3 separate regions of the Homo sapiens genome follow, and all the other regions are linked to region 1. A link is a loop called in an ENCODE intact Hi-C map of the cell type or tissue named here. Cell type or tissue: gastrocnemius medialis. All regions are shown on one strand.

Evidence for each region. Hi-C counts contacts between places; a loop is a spot of excess contacts. Peaks named below come from ENCODE experiments on the same cell type or tissue, not always from the same donor. Only the 100,000 strongest peaks of a DNase experiment are listed, where the experiment ranks them.
Region 2: a loop joins it to region 1, with 7 times the contacts of the local background. A loop is called at or near these places in 5 of 110 quality-filtered maps.
Region 3: a loop joins it to region 1, with 4 times the contacts of the local background. A loop is called at or near these places in 3 of 110 quality-filtered maps.

The regions. Positions count from the first base shown.
Region 1 is chr6:72,948,753-72,953,752 of GRCh38, forward strand. All of the region lies in intron 1 of KCNQ5 (potassium voltage-gated channel subfamily Q member 5), which reads left to right. All of the region lies in intron 3 of LOC105377855 (a long non-coding RNA gene), which reads right to left. Among named protein-coding and RNA genes, the nearest start is that of MIR4282, 16 kb to the right of the region's middle. In gastrocnemius medialis, no CTCF peak of the experiment used is centred here; DNase peaks (open chromatin) are centred at 1,580 and 1,879; H3K4me3 peaks cover 907 bases; H3K27ac peaks cover 2,196 bases.
Region 2 is chr6:72,744,401-72,749,400 of GRCh38, forward strand. The region is part of intron 1 of KCNQ5 (potassium voltage-gated channel subfamily Q member 5); the gene reads left to right. Among named protein-coding and RNA genes, the nearest start is that of KCNQ5-IT1, 120 kb to the left of the region's middle. In gastrocnemius medialis, no CTCF peak of the experiment used is centred here; a DNase peak (open chromatin) is centred at 2,061; H3K27ac peaks cover 263 bases.
Region 3 is chr6:72,817,052-72,822,051 of GRCh38, forward strand. The region is part of intron 1 of KCNQ5 (potassium voltage-gated channel subfamily Q member 5); the gene reads left to right. Among named protein-coding and RNA genes, the nearest start is that of MIR4282, 150 kb to the right of the region's middle. In gastrocnemius medialis, no CTCF peak of the experiment used is centred here; a DNase peak (open chromatin) is centred at 2,730; H3K27ac peaks cover 2,484 bases.

The DNA of each region.
Region 1 (5,000 bases):
GAAAGCCTGAAAGAGCTTGAATTTTATAAAGAGAAGATGAAGATTTTACATATGATGACTTTAATTGATGTTGACAATATTATCTCCTTGAAATTTCTTAGGATAGGAGGGAAGCATATTTGTGGATCAAAGGAAGTTTTAAACAGCAAACAAATGCACATATACTGTCTTGTTGGAGCCCCATTCTCTCTGAAAAACACTTTTTTTATTTTTTCACTCTTTTTTGGTTAGTATTGTTATTGGATCAAAATCAAAGTAGTGTTCCTTGATTGGCAATGTTCGTATTTTTTTATATTCATTCAGGAAACAGCAGAAAAGAACACTTATTTTTAACTCATTAAAATTAAAACTCAGACACAACATCTTTGGCTTTCTCAAATGGATGCTGAAGGCTGGAAAGTTGAGTCTGGCTTGCAACTAATATTAATTTTCTACAGCATTATATAAATCATCTGCCTGTGCTGTCTCACAGAAAATATAAATAGTGGAAAAATAATTTCCTCTTTTGGAGATATTGTGGCTTTTGGCTCTCATGGTCTAGGCCAAAGGGTGCAAAATAGAATTACATGTGGCAAATAGCATTTCCCACCATGCTAAGTGGAGCAAGATCCTTAGATCCACCATGTTGAAACAGAGCCTCCCATGTAAAGTGGTAGACAAGGACAGCTGTAAATATCCTTGTAATACTTTTGTGTCTCTCCCATTTCTTTAAAGTAGATTATGAAACATCAACATCAATAAATGCAACATTTTTCTGAGCTTATACTCCATATGCATATTGTAGTGCCAATATTATAAACTGTAGAGAAAATTTTTAACTACGTGAGTATAGCTTTAAACATTTTCATATTACATGCATTTTTACATGTACTTCAAGCCAATATTTGATCACATTCAATTTTAACATTTTTGCTCGAAAGTGCCAAAATTTTGCACTGAATGAACACATGAATGAACATTTCTGCAATAGTTAATAAATCACTCTTTCCATTCTTTTTCATAAATCATTATGGGAATAAAACTAGCTGCTGCTCCCACAAAAATTACACTGGAAAGCAAGAATAACATTTCCCTTGCCCTTTCCCTCCCCCAATAAACTAAATTTTTTTTAAATGGTTATCAATTTAATGCTATATTTAACCATGTAAGAAGAACAAAAGTTCTTCCCTTTTTTTCAAAATGCTATACCCTCTCAAATAGTTTTTTATTTAAAACTCTCTTGTACAATCTTTTTATTCAAAACTCTCTACCCTTTTCAAATTTCCAAAAGAGATGAAAAAAAATTGCTTTTGTTCCTTCAGGAGCAGAATTAGTATATCACAGAAATTTCTCTTGAATTATTTTTCAACAAGGATCCTGGAAAGCCACATCACTAAAAATCAAGAATAGCTAAGAAAAACTAAGAATTTTGCCTGCTAGAAGTTTGATCTCTTGCTGCTTTTTAAAAAAATCTGTCTTGATAGCAGTTTTAACATAACTGGTAGCGTATTCAGTATCATTTCTTCATGACATGCCACTAGCAGCCAATCTTGGTAAACAAACTGATTAAAAGATTATCTGTCACCCAGGGTTTCATCATCCTCTACAGTGATTCACTTGTTTGGAATCAAGGCACAGTCTGAAGTCACTGAATGGAGTTGATGAAGCTAATGCTTCACAAATAGAAAATGAAAATCATCTGAAAACCAGGGAGAAAATCCTCACTGATTATCGCCAACTTGTTGGTAGAATTCTAACCGTATGGTTTCCATGCATGAATCACAGGAACCATTGGTTGCAGCAGAGCCCCTCAGCTGTCTCACTTCCTCCAGTGGCATGAGCCTGCTGCTGTACCTTGTATTCACCTGGTGACAGTGATGACCAAGATGTTTACACCTGCTGCAGTGATGAGCACACAGGCATGAGCAGTCCTTCCACAGTTGTGTGTGTGTCGGAGGGCATTGGAGGGGAAGTGAATTCCAAGGGCTGGAGCGGTAGAACAATTCCAATCTAGCATGATCTGTCTTGAATTCTAAGAATATGTTTTCATAACTTGGAGGATGGCCATATCATGGAAGGGGGAAACCCAAATATTGACGCTTTTTGCCTATCATGATGTCATAAGGATTAATCATCCAAATGTAACTTTCTGAGCTCTACAAAAGGTCATGTGAAATCAAATTTCTATTAATAATTAGATTAGATATCTGATCCCAAGCCCTCATAACAATCTTCTCTGGCCTTTTTTGTTACTGCTGCTTAGAGCTGAGAATCCCTGTTTTCTGAAAACTTTAAGCCTGATTTCTAGTTCCTCCTGCCTTTTCCCAGATCCCAAAAAAATCAATGTTAAATCAACTTGAGTATTTTCACATGCAAAGGAAGTATTTGAACATGGAACAAGTGTGGATATTGTCCCAATGATCAGGATTTTCAACTTTCTTGTTCTTCTCAGATCCTCTCTTCCCTCAAAAAATTATTCTGTTAAATTAATTTAACCTCTTAGCCTTCTTTTGTTGTTGTTGATTTTTTGTTGGTTTGTTTTTTGGTTTTTGCTTGTTTGTTTGAGACGGAGTCTTGCTCTGTCGACCAGGCTGGAGTGCAGTGGTGCGATCTCAGCTCACTGCAACCTCTGCCTCCCAGGTTCAACCAATTCTCCCTGCCTCAGCCTCCTGAGTAGCTGAGATTACAGGCACCAACCACCACACCCAGCAAATTTTTTTTTTTTTTTTTTAAGTAGAGAAGAGGTTTCACCCTGTTGGCCAGGTTGGTCTTGAACTCTTGACCTCAGGTGATCCACCCCCTTGGCCTCCCAAAGTGCTGGGATTACGGGTGTGAGCCACTGTTCCTGGCCTAACCCCTTAGCCTTCTATTAATAATACAAAAAGATATGTCCTCCCCTAAGATACGTAACCTTTCAGTAATTATAAAAGTATATACCTGTGCTCAGTTTTTATTTGATGATGCTGTTTTTATTTTATTTTAATCCACAGCTATTTTCCACGAAACATCCTATAGAAGAGATACTTTCTTAGGGATGAGAATTATGTATTACGTACTTAGAACAAGGGCAAAGTTTAACTCTTAGTACATGGCAAAGCTGATCTCATCCCTGAAGAGTGTAATGTACTTCTAGAACTTCATCTTCTATCCAAATCCATTAAATTAAAAGAGATTGAGGGAACTGAGTGGAATAGTCATCAACATTTCACTAAATAAAATGAAATCTCTCTGAAATTAGTTTGGCTTCTACAACTCTAGCTAGACAGAAACATTTGTCCCTGACACACTGAAGTCATTACTTAAGAGCAATTGTGCATTTGGGGAAAAAAATGGCCATTGTAAGTTTGCAAAGTTGAAGGTAAGAAGGATGGATGGTGAAATGGAAGCAAAGAAGGATTCAGTAAGATTAGTATTTTTGGATAAGGATAGTTGATGTGTCACACAACAGAGCCAACTTCAAAGTTTGACTTCAAAGAAAACTCTCCAAGAAAACACACTTGTGCATGTACACAGACACACACACAGAAAGCAAACACAAACACTTGGTAGTTTCTCCCTTTCATTTGTGCTAACAACTTTTCCATTCTACTTGGTCTAGGATTTTCTTTTCCTTTTTGATATGCTTCAAATTTTGCATCCTTGAAAATAAATTTTATTAGACATGATGCTAGGTTCACTTTAGACCCTTGTGTTGTACACTTCTTAATAAACATAGCTCATAACTTCTCCTTCTAGACCACAGTAGTCTAGAATCTGTCTTGCCACTGTGTTAAGAAGCACCCCAAAATTTTAGAAAATATTTTTATAGTGGTGTAAAATTACCTTATTAAAATCAGAAACTCTATAAAATATTTTAGCCTTTTACACCAATGCTAAATTCTAAACCTAATTTCATGTTGTAAATTATTTTCTAGCTTAAGCTGAAGAGTTTAGACCTTGTGACAATCAAAGCCAACTGATCAAATTCTACCTTCTTTGAGGTGCCCTTTCTTGGATAGTAACTGCTTCTTTCCTCAGTAATTTTCTAACTAGCAAAGCTCTTGAAGACCTTTCTCGGGAATCTTCCCTACCATTCATCCCTTCTTTATCATCCTGCCAAAATAATTTCTTCACTGGGACTTTTTGCTATAATTACCTCAATTTTGTTGTTTTAACTTAAAAGTAATAAACTCATATGCTACATCTAGATTACAAATTCCGGAAATAGAGATTGAACTCTTTCCTGCATTTCCTGTTTTTCCTGAGGATCCAGTAATGTGCTCTTGAATGCAATAAATGCTTACTCACCCTCTCCAGTAGGCTATTTCCATCTGATTCTGTCATTCATCCCTTCAGTGATTATTTGTTAAGTACCTAGTGCATTTTGAGCACACTGTGTGGTTCTAGATACACACCACATAGTGAAACAGACTTGGTCCCTGCCCTCGTGGACCTTACAACCCCATGATGAAGGCCACATAACAAGAAACTTCTCTGGACACACATTTTATCCAGTGAAGATGTTTTTAAAATGTGATTAATTAACATTTTTTCAGGTGGACTTTAGCCTGACTTACAGCCAACTAGCTACAAACCAAGATTTCTTTCTTGTGAATAACAATTTAAATTGGCAACTTGTGAATCACAAGATCTTTCCAGTCCTCACTGAATGTGATAAAGCCATTTATGTTGAACCCAGTGTGTGTTTTAGTTGCTTTCTCATAATGTAGGAAATGACATCAACAAATTGTAAAATGTTTAATGACTGAAACAACAATTATACTTAAATTCCTTTTCAAATCCAATGAATCATACTAACCTGTAACCTCTGTCCCTCTCCCTCCCCACAGAATAAGAGCTCCTCTCTTAAGGCAGCCCCCACCAATCCCTGCTGCCCCCTTTAAAATCCCTTCATGCCCATCCCTTCTGTAACTAAGAAATCTTGGACTGTTTGCACCAACTTCAAGAAACATGAAGAGGTCTCACATTTTTAGTTGCCTTTGGAGATGGGAGCAGGATAGACAGAGTCAGGAGTAGAATGA
Region 2 (5,000 bases), 200 kb before region 1:
GAAGGGGAGATGTTCTGATCTGAAATAAATAAACATCAGAATACTTTTTTCACAATATATGTACTATGATGTTTCTATCAGTAGGAATAGACAGCTATACAAAAGTGAAATAGAAAAAGTGGTAAGAGGGCCAGGCACGGTGGCTCATGCCTGTAATCCCAGTACTTTGGGAGGCCAAGGTGGGCGGATCACCTGAGGTCAGGAGTTCGAGACCAGCCTGGCCGACATGGTGAAACCTTGTCTCTACTAAAAATACAAAAATTAACTGGGTGTGGTGGTGGGAGCCTGTAGTCCCAGCTGCTTGGGAGGCTGAGGCAGGAGAATCACTTGAACCCGGGAGGCAGAGGTTGCAGTGAGCCAAGATCGTTCCACTGCACTCCAGACTGGTGACAGAGCGAGACTCCGTCTAAAAAAAAAAAGAAAAAGAAAAAGAAAAAATGGTAAGAAAGGCAACAGAGGTACAACAGATTTGCTGAGAAATCCTATAGTTAGAATGGGGAAGGTTTTTTGGGAAACATGAGTTAAGGACTGGATATTGAAGCCTGGAATGGATATGGATTTATGGACAGGGAAGGATGATCTATAATACAGAGAAGTATAATTCAACACAGAAATTCTGATTTCTAGGCTATTACTGGAATACACTATTTCAAGGCTATTAATGACTACATTTATGTTATTTTTCCTAAAATATCAGGACCTTTTAATCTAATGACTCAGCTCTTCTGTGTCTCTGTTTTTCTTGCACTTTGTCTTATTGCTTTGCCATTTAAAAATCCAGCCATGAAAGGAATTTTGGAAATTGTGTTCTTTTCCATGTATGTAATTGCTCCTTAAAACTGAAAAGATCAATTAGGAAATTATTGGCTCCTTCGTACTTCTTTTACCACCTCTATTTATTAATTGATTGAATTGGGTTCGCCAGGTTTAGCTCTTTAATATCAGATCAATAAAAGATTAAATGTTTAAATTAAGTGAGCACACATGTAACTTTCACACTCCTTGCAATTTCTAGGAGCCACATCCAATCATTCAGGATTGTCAGTAACGGCAGCAATCAAGGCTAGAATCAGAGTACTTGCAACTTTTCATTCTTTTTCCTAAACTTCAGCCTACATTTATGGGAATAATAATGCAGCCATACTTTCCTCAAACTCAGTTTATATTTTTGTTTGAAATTAAAGCAGCTTTTTGAGACAAGAATTAAGATTGTTGCCCTGATGCTAGTCATAGTGAATTTCTAACCCTTCTAACCCTTCTTAAAAGGAGATGGTCGTATTTGTTTCCTTTGGATGCCGTATCAAATTACCACAAGCTGAGTGGTTCAAAAGAACAGAAATGTACTCTCTCACAGTACTTGATGCCAGAAGTTTGAAGTCAAGGTGTGTCTGAAGGTCATATTCTTTCTGAAGGCTCCAGGGAAGAAGCCTTCCTTGCCTCTTCCTAACATCTAGTGGTTCCTAGCAATCCTTGACCTGTGTTGGCGTGTAGCCGCCTCACTCCGGTCTCTGCCTCTGTCATCACATGGCTTTTTGCCCTCTGTCTCCCCTGTATCTCTAACTCCAAATTTCTCTCTCCTTATAAGGACATCAGTGGTTGAAATTAGGGTCCACTGTAATCCAGTGTGATCACATCTTAATTATATCCGCAAAGACTCTATTTGCAAAAAAAAAAAAAAAAAAAAAAAAAAAAAAAAAAAAAAAAGGGTCACATTCACAAATACCAGAGTTTAGGACTTCAACATTTCTTTATAGGAGACACAAATCAACTCACAACAATGGCATTATTGAAACTTTTTTGTAATTTTTTAGCATTCTATTCTGTGGGATACTTCCCCTCCCAGCCCAGAAATTTATGCCAGTTACTAATTTCATCAAGATTATTCCCCTTGCTACCGATTGCCACCTTATTTAAAAGTCTGCATTATTGTTGACCTGCCCCAAGACCTGGTTTCTTGATACCCAGTCTTCTCTTTCTCATGATTTTCTCCGTGCAACTTGTTAAACTTTTACTTTCTTTCAGAAAGCACTGGGAGGCAGTTCAGATGTACCAGGGTAGACAGGCTAGTGATCAAGGGTGAGTCAGGGATTTGCTGACAGGTACTAATGGGAGTAGTCATTGAACTAAACCTGAAGCAACAGTGAAACAAAACAAGGTTTGCATCACTTCTAAAGAAGATACTTAGAATTGTTTTCTTCCTCTTGCTTCAACAACTACATTGGATATATTTAGCTGAATGCTTTATTTTGACTCTAAGCAAAATCTCATAGCAACATCTTTTCTTTCAAAGTACCATTAATGTAATTTTGAGTACAGGAATAAGGAAAAAAGTTAGAAAATTTCATTGAGGATAATAAATTGAGACCAAACACTACCAGATAATACATCAAGAACATTAACATTAACAACATCCTTTTATGTTATGCTACATTCTTGTGTTAAACTAATGTATACCATACATTATAGATACTAATGTAGTAGTTGCGGAAAATAATGACGCTCTTTGATTCTATCTAGCAGAACTGCAAACTCTTAATTATAATAACAAAAGATTATGTGTTACACTCTAAGTCTTGCCTAGAATGATACAAGATATGGATTTTGAGTTATTTTAAGGATTATAATCCTTATATTTATGTTCTAGTTCAGGGGTTGATGATAACCTAAGGTCCAGAATTTGGATAGGAAAAAAAATGTATTTGTTTTTCCTAACTCTAACTGATATTTGATATCTCCTTCAATTATTAATGTAAGCCACAAACCTCAGGGGTTATGGCATCAATAGAAATCCTAGATTAATTTTAAATTATATCACAGGTATTGAATATATCTCAAATATAATTTATACTTAGCACTTCTTCAGAATTATGTTAGCTACTTAGACCTGCTGTGATACCTTATTTAATGCATTAATAAAGAATTCTTTTAATATTTTGATAACTATTTCTATATACTCATTTTTCCTTGGAATATTTTTATTTTATGCATTTTAAAACAATTCTGTTGAAAATAGTTCCTCGGGCTTCATGGGACTGCCAAAGTGGCCCATGACACAAAATCGGATAAAAATTTCTCTGCTAGTTTTAGTACCTTCTGTTTCATGATGGCAAATTAAAAGGCAGGTTCAAATGTCAGCATTATATACTACAATTTTCTTTCTTTCTCAGTCAGACAATTCATTAATCATCTGATATTTTTTATAATACTATACCTAACATGGGGATAAATGACTGAAAAAACAGGGTTGTAAAAATAGAAGCATAGCATACATTCCTGTCCTCAATGATATTCAGTCTAGTTAGTTACATAGCATATGAATTGCCATTGTCCATATCATATCTTAAAATAATTCTTATACTGTATTTTTATAATGCTTAAAAAATGTACTCAAAATGCTGTCCTCTGTAAGAACTCATTGAACACCTTCAACAGGGTTGTTAAATTGGTAAAGCAAGATCCTACTAGGTTTATAAATAAAGAAAAGGCTTTCCCTTAAGTAGTGAGAGATGAAGCAAGAAAACACTCAGCTCTCCCAAACTGTAGTTCAGTGGGACTTTCATTTCACATCATTTCCTTAGAAAAATCCTACGTCAGAAAATCTTCAGTCTTTTTCGTTGTATAATCTATACATCTCCGAAAAGTGTAAGATGGCTTGTTAAGAATAAAGTGTGGTTTGGTTGTGTAAGACCAACCAGAAAGGGGAAAGGGAAGAGGAATGATGTTGAGATTGGGAGAGTAGTTGCTGTCTGTGATCTTTTATACAGTTGATGTGTGATAGTTGTTTGTTTGTTTGTTTGTTTTTTTAATTCCAACCTGTTCTTAAATGCAAATACAAAAACTAGAGAAAGAGATGGAATCAAGCTAAGGTTAAACTCAAAAGTGACTTCAGTATCAACTTGTTGGTTGTATGTAGCCTTTCTGTCACAGAACTGTGCCCTGGGTTCTTTTTACTCAAAAAGTATTCCATAAAACAACCGCCTATTGGTGCATTACTTCACAGCCTGTTATGAATGAGAATCTTGAGTCCCACCCCAGACTTAATGAATCAGAATCTGCATGTTAACAAAATTCTCAAGTGATTTGAATATACAGCAAAATTTGAGAACCACAGATGACTTTCAATTCACCCATAATAACTGAGAAAAGACTGTAAATTCCTACACCTTGTTCTTCCATAATTTAAGGAGTTTCTTGCTTTGTTTCTACCTTCATTAAGGGATATGAGGCCCATGCTAAGAAAAATGCGTTTAATAACTACTTTGAGTGAAAAATCTCACTAAATCAGGCAGTTGTTCCTAAAGAGAATTTAAACAGATTTTCATCATAGACAGCATGGTATCTGAGACAAACCTGCCCCTGTTGGTGCTGTACCAGGCAAACTCAGTGAATGTAAGTGGGAAATGTTTTGGGAGAACAAGAAAGCCCAAGTATTGCATTTAGGCAAATCATAAGTGCATAGTGTGCCAGAGAAAACAAATGTTTTTCCTGCACTGGCTCTGACACGTTCACACATGAATGTGTTTCATTCAGAAAAAGTAAAGGCTCTAGAATGGCACAGTCTGGTTTTATGAGAAACAGATGTGCCATGGTTCACCCACTCCCTGACCACCTGTGGTTTGCCCATGACTCAACTTTCTTGAATGAGGGGAGTTAACTCTTGGATTCTGAACAAACTCTAAATTACATATTTATTTTCTTCCTCCTCATACTTCTTTTCACCACTCATTGCCATGATAGAACCTTACAATTCTGAGAAGTTTGAATTCTCAACACCCCAAAACATTTTCATTTAAAGTTGAATCCTTGCTAAAGGTGAATCCTTGCTCTGATATTTAGATTGAGATTCTGTTAAAAGTTCAAATAGAATACCAATTTATCCAGCTAGTTAGAGTGATTTTTGGTTTATATTTTAAAGCCACCTGGTTATGAGGTATCTTTACTTACTGCCTATTTTGTTGGTTGAGGATAGGAATTATTACCAGTCAGAAATATGCTTTTGA
Region 3 (5,000 bases), 130 kb before region 1:
AGTAAGAATTGTCTAAGAGTAAAATATTGAGGAAGACAAAATGAACATTTGCCTACTTCTACAACCAAGAAGGGATATATGGAAGAGTTCATCTGGAAAGTAAAATCACATTAAAATGCTACAAATTAATGTAGTTATTGTTGTTAATATTATTATCAACACTAATAGAAATGGCATAAACATACCTTCACATTTGCTACTATATATTGAATTAAAAAATGGTAGAGATAAGGCTAAATTTATCCTAGTTCAACAATGATTCAATTCATATGAGAAAACTGAGCATGATTTGTTCGTTTTGAATGCCTTAAACCAAATATTTTAATGTGCATTACTCACAATTAGATTCTAAAAATGTAAAACAAACATGATGCTACAGCACTAGTACAAAGGCAGCAAAAATGCATTTTAAAAGCAGGAATACTACTTCAGAAAAATGTATTAAAATTGAACATGAGCTTGAGAAAGTACCGCTCAGTGCAATCATGGAACCACAATTAAAGCTGGGCAAGACATGGAAGGTTTCCTGATAGCCTTGTTTTATAATTGTAGAAACTGAGGGCCGAGCTCAGTTGCTCATGCCTGTAATCCCAGCACTTTGGGAGGCGGAGGTGGGTGGATCACTTGAGGCCAAGACTGTGAAACTAGCCTGACCATTATGGTGAAACCCTGTCTTTACTAAAAGTACCAAAATTAGGTGGGCGTGGTGGCGCGTGCCTGTAATCCCAGCTACTCAGGAGGCTGAGGTGGGAGGATCGCTTGAGCCCAGGAAGCAGAGGTTGCAGTGAGCCGTGATTGCACCATTGCACTCCAGCCTGGGGGAGAGAGCAAGACTCTGACTCAAAAAAAGAAAAAAAGAAACTGAGGCCCACACAAAAAAAAGAAAAAAAGAAACTGAGGACCAAGGTGTCCAAGAGCCCCATTAAATGAATGCTTAAAGAGAAATCAAGCAAAATCCCTTCCATAAATCAGTAGGATATGTAACACTATGAAAGATTTTATATTGATCAGTTAATTTTTTAAAAAATCGAAGCTCAGTTTGAATGAACCTTAACTTAAAAGTAATAAAATTAGCCCTTTTACATCATAAGAATTTGAAAAAGTTGTGAATAAGCATTCACACATACTTATTTAAACTTGTATTAAATGTGAAGAAAGGCTGATTAATAAAAAGGAAATTTCATTGAGAAATCATGTTAATGTCATCATGGTTTTAACAGGTTAACTTGTTTTCTCTCTTGATTATAACCATACGTCTCTGATTTAATAAATTTTCTGAGTCTGTATTAATACAGTTGTGTGTATTGTTAAGAAATTGTTAGAATTTTTAAAAACGATTTTTCACAGAAAATAAGCATACTGCAAGAAGAAAACAGCAAGGAAGGGTATTTTTCTGAGTACTATACATTTCAGTTGTATTTGTAGTACCTATGTGACAATCTTAATTATTGGTTTTATAAAAGCTAAGATCAGGTAATTTGAAATTTACATAAACATTGCCCTTAATATTTAACTAAAATATAATATAAATTAAATTGGAAATGTTTTATTTGATTTATCTTTTACAGAAGTATAAATATTACAGCATATGAGTTATTTTATTAACCCTTGTGTTAACAATTATTTTTGAGATATTTTGGAACTTTTAATAACAGAATTACTAAATGATTCTTTAATAATTATAAAGTATGTATTATTTTAAAATAATAAATATTTAATTTAAATTTTTAAGTTTTAAAAACATTTTCATATTTTAAATAATTTTTAGTATTTGTTTAAATAATCTTTGATTAATTCTTTAACAAAGAATTAGTGTTTTTAATAACAAGATAAAATTGGCATTGTTTTCTATTTCACAGTAATGCTTCAGTCAGATACATACATATGCTTTGTTAGACATGTTACATGCTCTGAAAAAAGAGTTAATGACTGCGTGCATTCATTATGAGGTAGAAAATTCTTACTACTATTGATCTTGTTATTTCATGATTTGAAAATCTTAAAAGTTAGTAAGATGTGCACTAGATGTAGGGAATTAATGTTTGTTTTTTGGTTTTCTTAACAGTTCGACAATTTTATTTTTATTTATTTTAATTTTTTAATTATTTTTTAAAATTTGTGTGGGTACATCGTAGGTGTATAAATTTATGGTGTATGTGAGATGTTTTGATACAGGAATGCAATGTGAGATAAGCACATCATGGAGAATGGGGTATCCATCCCCTCAAGCATTTATCCTTTGAGTTACAAGAAATCCAACTACATTCTTTAAGTTATTATAAAATAAAGAATTAAGTTATTATTAACTATAGTCGCCCAGCAATAAAGCTACTAAAAAATCAACATATCGATGAATGAAAATACCAGGAATTTAAAATGGAATCATATTACATAACTTGATTCATATTATTTCATAATTTAAAGCCCTTTTTGTACAAATCACTATTAAAATCAGTACTATTTAGTGTTTCTTCCAAGAGTATTCAAAAGTAAGAATTATCTGATATTCCATAAGCAATCCAAGTCAGGAATATCTAATGTGAATGGTTGGTAAAACTGTTGGGGTCCTATAGATACATGCCCTTGCTCCAGGAAAAACTCCTTTCTCCTATCTCCTGGCTTCCAGTCCAGTGTCCCAGGGGCTCTGGCCGACAGGCTAGCATGAGCCATCATGCCTCTTGGTATGTCTCACTGGAGTAATTTCTCACCTATCATGTTTTGCCATCTCAGCTTTGTCCCAGTGCCTCTTGAGCTTCTCCGAAGGTAACCTAAGCTTCCTGTTTGTCTGCCTATTGCAACAGCACCTATTGCCACTTCCTTGGCAGCCTGTTGACTTGGAAATAGAACCCTACATTTGGTTTCTGCTCCTGACACTTTCTGAGCTTCCTCTCTGGTCTTCTCTGCTCCCATTCCTTCCTCTGCCTTTTGCTTTACAGATCCCCTTTTAAAGTCCCTTCCATCTGGGTATTACACTACTCCTCCATTTTTCTCCCTCTTCACATCTGGGTCATTAGAATCCATTGTACCAGTGTAGGCCCATTAAGGACAGATGCTTCCACTCTGCAGTAAGAATTGTGTCTCAGTTTATATTTTTCTCTGTAGACATATGTCAGCTTCTCTTGTCATAGTGTGTGTACATGCAGGTTGAACAAGTAGAGGACCTCACGGTTCCAATTTGAAGTCCAAAATACTATCACCATCAGCTGTAAATTTGGGGAAACTGAGGGACAAAGAGGTTAAATCACTTGGATGAGTCATCCAACTGGTGAGACTATGAACTGGGATTCAAGCTCAGAGAGTCAGGATGACGAAGTGTGTGCTCCTAAACACTTACCTTAATATGAGGGTAAGCAGGCAGGGTGAAATATTGAGGACACTAACAAATCTAGTCACCCTTTACCTGGGTCCTTCTTTTTCTTTCTTTCTTTCTTTCTTTTTTTTTTTGTAAGTTGATTTAATAGGTTGTAAGTTTATCTACGAATTCCAAAAAGTAGGTGTGTTCTTTAATAAGCAGTGTATTTGAGTATCTTGTTTTCCTATAGTGAGGAGAATAAAATATGTAAAAGCAGGAAGACAGAGGAAGCCTGGGTGAAAGGCTCAGAGAATGTGGCAGCATTTTTTTTTCTCTCCTTGGCATCACATCAAAGACAGACTCACAGAAAAAGACAGGCAACCCTCAAGATATTAATGAAATGTATCATTTCCCTCTGTAGTGAGGACCTGCCTCTGATCACCAGTAAAGCCTCAAAGCCATAACAACACATACGGTGTTTATGAATTTAGGATTTTACAGAAGTATTATAAGAGTTGTCATTTTCCAAATAGTGTTTTGTATGTTCATCGTGTACTTGCTGGAACATTTTGTGAGTACATGTACAAACTGTGTCACTGGAGTTTGGCTGGGCTTCTGGAGAAAAGAAGCTGATATATGGATAATGGCAAAGCATGTTGTGACATGGATGCAAGGGCAGAGAAATAAAAGACATAGGTCTCACCAACGACTATGTAGCTTCAAGAGCTGGTGGAATGAGGAAGACAATGTGGGGATGTTGAGACAAAGAGACATAAAAGCAGTAAACCACAAGGGACAGATGGTAGAGGTGTGTCAGGGGTTGCAACTGTATTTTATAAATGGTGGTAGAATATTTGGCCTAGTCACCCAACATTAATGTTCTAAGCAACCTGAAATCTCTCCACAAAAGAAGCTTTCTATGAAATTCCTATTTCATACACTCCAACTGTCCCCTAAGGAGTCATTCTAAAGAAGGAATACAAGAGATCCATCCTGAGTTCTAATTCTCTTCTCTCTAACATGTGGACACTTATAGATATTACCTTTTTCCTTGAGCTCAGCTGCAGCATGCATATAAATAAGAAACAAATTTACTTGTCTACCTCCCAAATAGTCTTTCATTGAATTTCACATATTAGTTCTTGTTACTATGGAAGACATTTGGGGCTAAATATTCCATCACAAATGAAATGCTACAGCCGTTTCTCTCTCCTTCTGAATAGTATTTGTGACAGATTAGCCAGCTGCTCATGAAGTTTCAAGATTTTTTGTTTGGTTTTGTTTTTTTTTTTAATGTATTAGAGTTTTCTCTACTTCTGGTAATTTCTGACATTACAAGTCTCTCAAATCATACCTCTATCTCTTTTGCTTCTGCTTTTATTGAAAAACAATTATTTCTTGCCTGGACTATTTTACTCCTCTTCTGTTGCATTTCTTGGGGCCTGGGTCTGTAGTACCCTCTCACTGCAGTGTCTTAGTGTCATTGCCAAAGCTGCCCTCAGAGAACTCTATGTAGTGATTTCTAGTTTTTCTCTCCAGGTCCCTGGCCATGCTTCTTATTGCCTAATGAACCAGGATCAAGGAGTTCGATCTCTGCATTAGCCTCTGATCACAGCCCCTGAACGGCCCTATCTTATCCTTCGTGCATCCTCTCTGTGACTCTCAGAAAGGCTGTCAGTTTCCTGGTCAGTCTTTTCCCTAATAACCT